Regions from separate parts of the Homo sapiens genome. Here region 1 is linked to region 2. A link is an interaction called in ENCODE POLR2A ChIA-PET data of the cell type or tissue named here. Cell type or tissue: Panc1. All regions are shown on one strand. Links, peaks and the distances in the headings refer to the core of each region. The heading gives the core; the rest is flanking DNA.

The links. Peaks named below come from ENCODE experiments on the same cell type or tissue, not always from the same donor. Only the 100,000 strongest peaks of a DNase experiment are listed, where the experiment ranks them.
Region 1: POLR2A ChIA-PET joins it to region 2 with 18 read pairs; 3 of 35 experiments call an interaction of 5 or more read pairs at or near these places.

The regions. Positions count from the first base shown.
Region 1 is chr2:55,095,348-55,098,263 of GRCh38, reverse strand. It overlaps a transcript of RTN4 not described here. Among named protein-coding and RNA genes, the nearest start is that of RTN4, 46 kb to the right of the region's middle. In Panc1, for the core only: no CTCF peak of the experiment used is centred there; no DNase peak of the experiment used is centred there; H3K27ac peaks cover 209 bases.
Region 2 is chr2:54,561,563-54,564,478 of GRCh38, reverse strand. The region is part of intron 2 of SPTBN1 (spectrin beta, non-erythrocytic 1); the gene reads right to left. Among named protein-coding and RNA genes, the nearest start is that of SPTBN1-AS1, 4.3 kb to the right of the region's middle. In Panc1, for the core only: no CTCF peak of the experiment used is centred there; no DNase peak of the experiment used is centred there; H3K27ac peaks cover 648 bases.

The DNA.
Region 1 (2,916 bases), core at 202-2,701, 530 kb before region 2:
TGAATAATCCTTAAATCTCCACCACAAGACCACAAACATTTACTAAACACCAGCTTTGTGCTGGGTACTGGAAATCCGGACATACTTCTGCCTCTAACAGGTGAAAAAGAAAATGGGACAACACTAGCCCTAATCTAAAATGACTGGAGATGTGATAAAGGGAGTACAAAGAAATACCGTAGCACAGTGCAGAGGTTAATTCCATCTAGGATAGTAACAGCTGGGAGATGGCCTTTGATAAAATTGTGTGAGGTAGAAAAAGAGATTGGGGGAAGGGCACAGAGGAGAAAGATGAGGCTGAAGGTTGATGAGGAGGGGCGGGAGTGCTGAAGGCTTCCATATGTCATTCTTGGCCCTTCAGACTCCACCTGCTTCCTGGGGGAATTTCACTTTTCCTGCTCTTGCCTATACACTGGTGATTCAAATGATTCAGAAATCCTTATCTCCAGCCCTGACCTCTATCCTGAGTTCCAGAACAGCCTGTTCAAGTGTCAGCTCTTCATTATGGATTTCACTTCAAAGTCAACATGTTCCAAAACTGAGCTCATTATCTTTCCCAGCAACCTATTCCGTCTCTCATATTCCCAATGTTTATGAAAGTGTTCAAGATAGAATCCTTAGAGGCCTGGGTGGCGTCTGCAGCTCTACCTCTGACAGTCTGCCTCTTCGAGGCCTCCTGAAGCTGCCCCTCCTCCTTCCCCCACTGCTGTCTCCTTGGTTCAAGCTTTGCCATCTCTGGGGCAATAGCAAGTGTCTTCCAACTGCTCTTTCTGCCTCCAGTTTCTTCTTGTTTTGATCTTGTTTTCTATTATTCTCTTAGAGTACCAGTGTTCCAAAGCTTTCTTTACAAGAAGTACCTGGGGTTTGATTACAAATGCAGAATTACCAGGCTTTCCCCCCAACCCCAGAAATTCTGATTCTGAGTCTGGACTGAGGCCAAGGAATTTTTTTTTTTTTTTTTTGAGACAGAATTTCACTCTGTCATCCAGGCTGGAGTGCAGTGGCACAATCAGGGCTCATTGCAGCCCTGACCTCCTGGGCTCAAGCAATCCTCCTTTATCACAATTTAGCTCTTACTCATCTTTTGCAAATACTTCCATATTAAATTGCTTAGTGGCCATGCCTTAGTTCGTGCTGTGCCCTCTGCCTAGAACTTCTCTTGGCCTCTTGTCTGCTTGGTGAACTTTTTTCTTTATTGAAATCATTGCTCAGATATCACTATCTTAGTATAATCTCCCCTAAGTACTGGGGCCACAGTGAGGGGCTTTGGCCTAGTTGCTCCCTTTAAAATTTGTACATGCCCAAATAAATACCTCGCATCTACCTAACAACCTTGCAATTATCCATTTACAATGACTGTCACTCCAACTACACCTCATTCCTTGAGTGTAGGGAAGCCTTTCTTCGTATTTTTTGTATTCCTGGGCCCAGAAAGCTGCCTGGCACAGGACAGAAGCTTAATAAACAGTAACTGCTGCAGCATGACAGAATGAGCAGAGGGTGTGGTGGAGTGCTAGCATGGCACCCAGATCTCAGGGCAGGAGCCAAAACTGGAAAGTAGCTTGCGTTCAGATTGAGAAAAAGACCCCAAAGCAACACTGAAAACCTTGGACCTTAACTTCCAACTAAGACAAAAGTTTTATTCCTAAGTGGGATTATTTAGCCAGAGAAAGGCTATGATTAGAGCTTTGATAACGTGGTGCAGGATGCTGAGAACAGTCTGGGAACTTAGACTTGAGACTGTGGAGATAATGCTGATGAGGAGTGGGTTCTGGGAGAGAACCTTGAGAGATATATTAGATGAGGCCTGATGAATGATAGATTCCAGGGATGGGAGAATGAGGAATCAAAAATCACTTGGAAGCTCAGCCAAGAGATCAAGGTCAGCATCAGCAGTGATAAGTCCTGGTGGTAGCATGCACTCTTTTTTTTTTTTTGAGGCAGAGTTTTGCTCTTGTTGCCCAGGCTGGAGTGCAATGGTGTGATATTGGCTCACAGCAACCTCCGCCTCCCGGGTTCAAGCGATTCTCCTGCCTCAGCCTCCTGAGTACCTGGGATTACAGGCATGCGCCACCACGCCCAGCTAATTTTGTATTTTTAGTAGAGACGGGGTTTCTCCATGTTGGTTAGGTTGGGCTTGAACTCCCGTCCTCAGGTAATCCACCCGCCTCGGCCTCCCAAAGTGCTAGGAACAGGCGTGAGCCACCATACCCGGCCCAGCATGCGCTCTTATATGGTGGGATGAAAATGGTACTTTACCTCTGTAGTCTCTCTCCCAATAACCCATAACCACTGTCCCATTAGGAGAAAAGCATCAGATAAATCCCAAGTGAGGGACATTCTACAAATTGCCTGATCAGTCCCTGCTCAAAACTGTCAAAGGTAGCAAAAACAGGGAAAGTCTAGGAAACTGTTAGAGCCAAAAGTAGCCTAAGAAAGCATGACTAAATGCAATGTGGTATCCTGGATGGGATCCTAACAGGAAAAGGGCATTTGAAATCTGCATAGAGCTTGGGCAACATAGTGAGATCCCCATCTCTACAAAAAAAATTTAAAAATTAGCCAGGTGTGGTGGCGAGTGCCTATAGTCCCAGCTATTTAGGGGAGTCAGGGGCAGGGAGATAGGGAGTGCCGAGGTGGGAGGACCACTTGACCCTGGGAGGTCAAGGCTACAGTGAGCCCTCATTAAGCCACTTATACTCCAGCCTGGGCAGCAAAGTAAGACAGGGTTTCACTGAAAGAAAAGAAAAAAATCTGAATAGTGTGGACTTCAATTAATAATGTATCAACATTGGTTGGTTCATCAATTATAACAAATGGACCTCACAAATATAAGATGTTAATTTTTAAAATTATTTTACAAAAATTAATTGAAGGTAGATGATGATGTGATTAACCTCATAATAATATTTGGGT
Region 2 (2,916 bases), core at 218-2,717:
GTGGGGAGACTGGGATAACTGCATGGGGACACTTTAGGAAGCCATGAAAAGAGACTAAAGCAGACGAAGCAGCAGTGAGGCTGTGCAGACCCCTTTTTCCAAGAATGAGGAGTGAGGAGAGGTGATGACATGGAACCATCATCCAGAAAGCTTTCTCAGCAGCCAGGGAGATTTTAGGCTGACTCTCCTAAGAAAAGTGCTATCTTTTCCTCAAAAGGAGTTATCTATCACCTTCCTCTTCTATATAACTAGCCTCCAAGAATCCTTTTAATGTTCTTCCTAGTAAAATATTAGATTTAAGAAAAAGTTGGTATTCCCTTGACTGTCAATATTCTTAATGCAACAAAAACCGAGAGCAGCCCATGTCCAGAAATCTGGGCAGCTCCCTTAACACATTAATCTTCCATGCCAGCAGTATGTATTCAAGTTATTTGGGCGCCATGATCCACATCTAACCCACACTTTGTGGTACTACGGGAAGAGCATCAAATTTGGAGTCAGAAAACCTGAATTCTGGAAAGCTAGCCTCATACAGATGGATAATAATCCAACGATCTATTTCTTTATCTACAAAAAGTTCGAGAATAGCTACCCTTGCCGGGTGTGGTCAGCACTTGGGGAGGCCAAGGCAGGCAGATCACAAGGTCAGGAGTTCGAGACCAGCCTGGCCAATATGGCGAAACCCCATCTCTACTAAAAATGCAAAAATTAGCCGGGCGTGGTGGCAGGTGGCTGTAATCCCAGCTACTCAGGAGACTGAGGCAGGAGAATCGCTTGAACCCGGAAGGCAGAGGTTGCAGTGAGCCGAGATCGCGCCACTGCACTCCAGCCTGAGCGACAGGGTGAGACCCCGTCTCAAAAAAAAAAAAAAAAAAAAAAAAAAAAGAATAAATTTTCTTCATGATTCAGAGGTATAAAATCAGCACTTCACTTTCTAAGAGTTAAGAAATTTAAAAAATTAAGAAATTCAACAAGACAACTCTCAATACGTAATAAACTTGGTAGTAATGCATTTCATGACCTGAAATTCTTTAATCTCTATGTCCCAAGGAAGACAGAGCACTTCATACCTCTCCTGGTGCAAACGCACTGAGCCAGAATAGCTAGAGAATGCACCTTCTCCAGAAAGATCAGATGCGGAGTGTCAGCATCTGGCTGCAAAGCAGACAGAAAAACTTCATTTTGATGCTTTTTAACTAGATCCTGTCTACATTACAACTTCACAGCCAGAGCCAATAGAATCAGTTCTCCAGGGGCAGGTTGGCAGGAGAGGGAACCAGGTTAGGGTGGGCATTTCACACTGTCATTCTTTCATTTAAAAGAAAATATATATATAAATATGAACATCTAGAAGTCTGAAAGGAGAAAGTTACAGAACACCGTGCAGCCTAAACTCAACAATGCCTGTGAACTTGGATGAGTTATTTGCCTCTATCTTATCACCTCTAAAACTTCACAGGTATGTTATAAAGACCAGACAAAATTCCATATAGAAAGCTCTGACTGGTACATGGTAAGCACTCAACAAAATCGTTTTTCCCAGTAACCCTGACAAGAAAGAAGAAACTTTATGGAATAATTGGAATGCAGGCATAGTATTTAAAAATGGTAAGCATTTCTAGGCCGGGTGCAGTGGCTCACACCTGTGATCCCAGCATTTTGGGAGGCCGAGGCAGACCAATCACTTGAGCTCATGAGTTCAAGACCAGTTTGGGCAACATGGTGAAACCCTGTCTCTACAAAACACACACACACACACACACACACACACACACACACACAAAGCAGGGTTTGGTGGCAAGTGCCTGTAGTCCCAGCTACTGGGGAGACTGAGGTGGGAGAATCACTTGAGCCTGGGAGGCAGAGGTTGCAGTGAGCCAAGATCATCACACCACTGCACTCCAGCCTGAGCAACAGAAGCAGACCTTGCCTCAAAAAAAAAAAAGAAAAAGAAAAGAAAAGTAAGCATTTCTATAGATGAAATGGAAGAGTAGGCATTTGAGGCAAAATGTAGAAGATAAGCGTGAAACCCAGGGATGGGTTTTATAAAAAGCTGTAGGCCTGCCTACCAGATTTGAATGGAATATATTAGAATAAGAAGTAAGTGGAGTGGGGCCATTTTACGGAGAATCTTTGAAGGCCAAGCTAGACTCTGGAACTTCATTTACACAATGGCACAAGCAACTGTTTCTGAGGGGGAAAGTGGCATGATGAGTGTTCTCTCATGAGGAGTTAAGCTGGCTGATGTGAAGTGGAGAGATGGTTATCATGAACCTGCACCTCTGTTACTACACAGTTCTCTAAATATGGGAGGTTGGGTTTTGCTGTATTTCAACATTCCTCTTTTATTTAACAGAGAAAAAAACATCAAATACAACTTTATACGATACATGAACTGATTCTGAGGAAAGTGATAACTTAATTTTGCAGGTGAAAATCTGAAAAAGAAAAAGAGGAAGGGGTGGGTGTGTGTGTGTTGGGTGTTGGGTGTTGGTGGTGAATGCTACAGCCATCAGAGGTTGAAGGGCTTGTCTTCTTATGCCAGGAGGCTTCGTGTGATAAAGCCATCACTCTTGTATCTCAATGAGGTTTTTTTTTTAATCACACTTATTTACTGACCCACAAATCTCTACAAACTATAAATCTCTACAAACCATAAATCTCTATAAACTATATATTTATGACTATCCTTATTTTTATTTTAAACTATATATAACTATATTTATATATAAATATATAACTCGATTTATATTTATATATAACTATATTTAAACTATAAATTTATAATATCTCTATAAATTTATAAACTATAAATCGCTATAAACCATTTTATCTAAATAGACCAGACTCATTTTAAAATTATATTCTCCTTAGCCAGAACTCCAAATCTCATTCTATGGCACACCTCCTGAAATT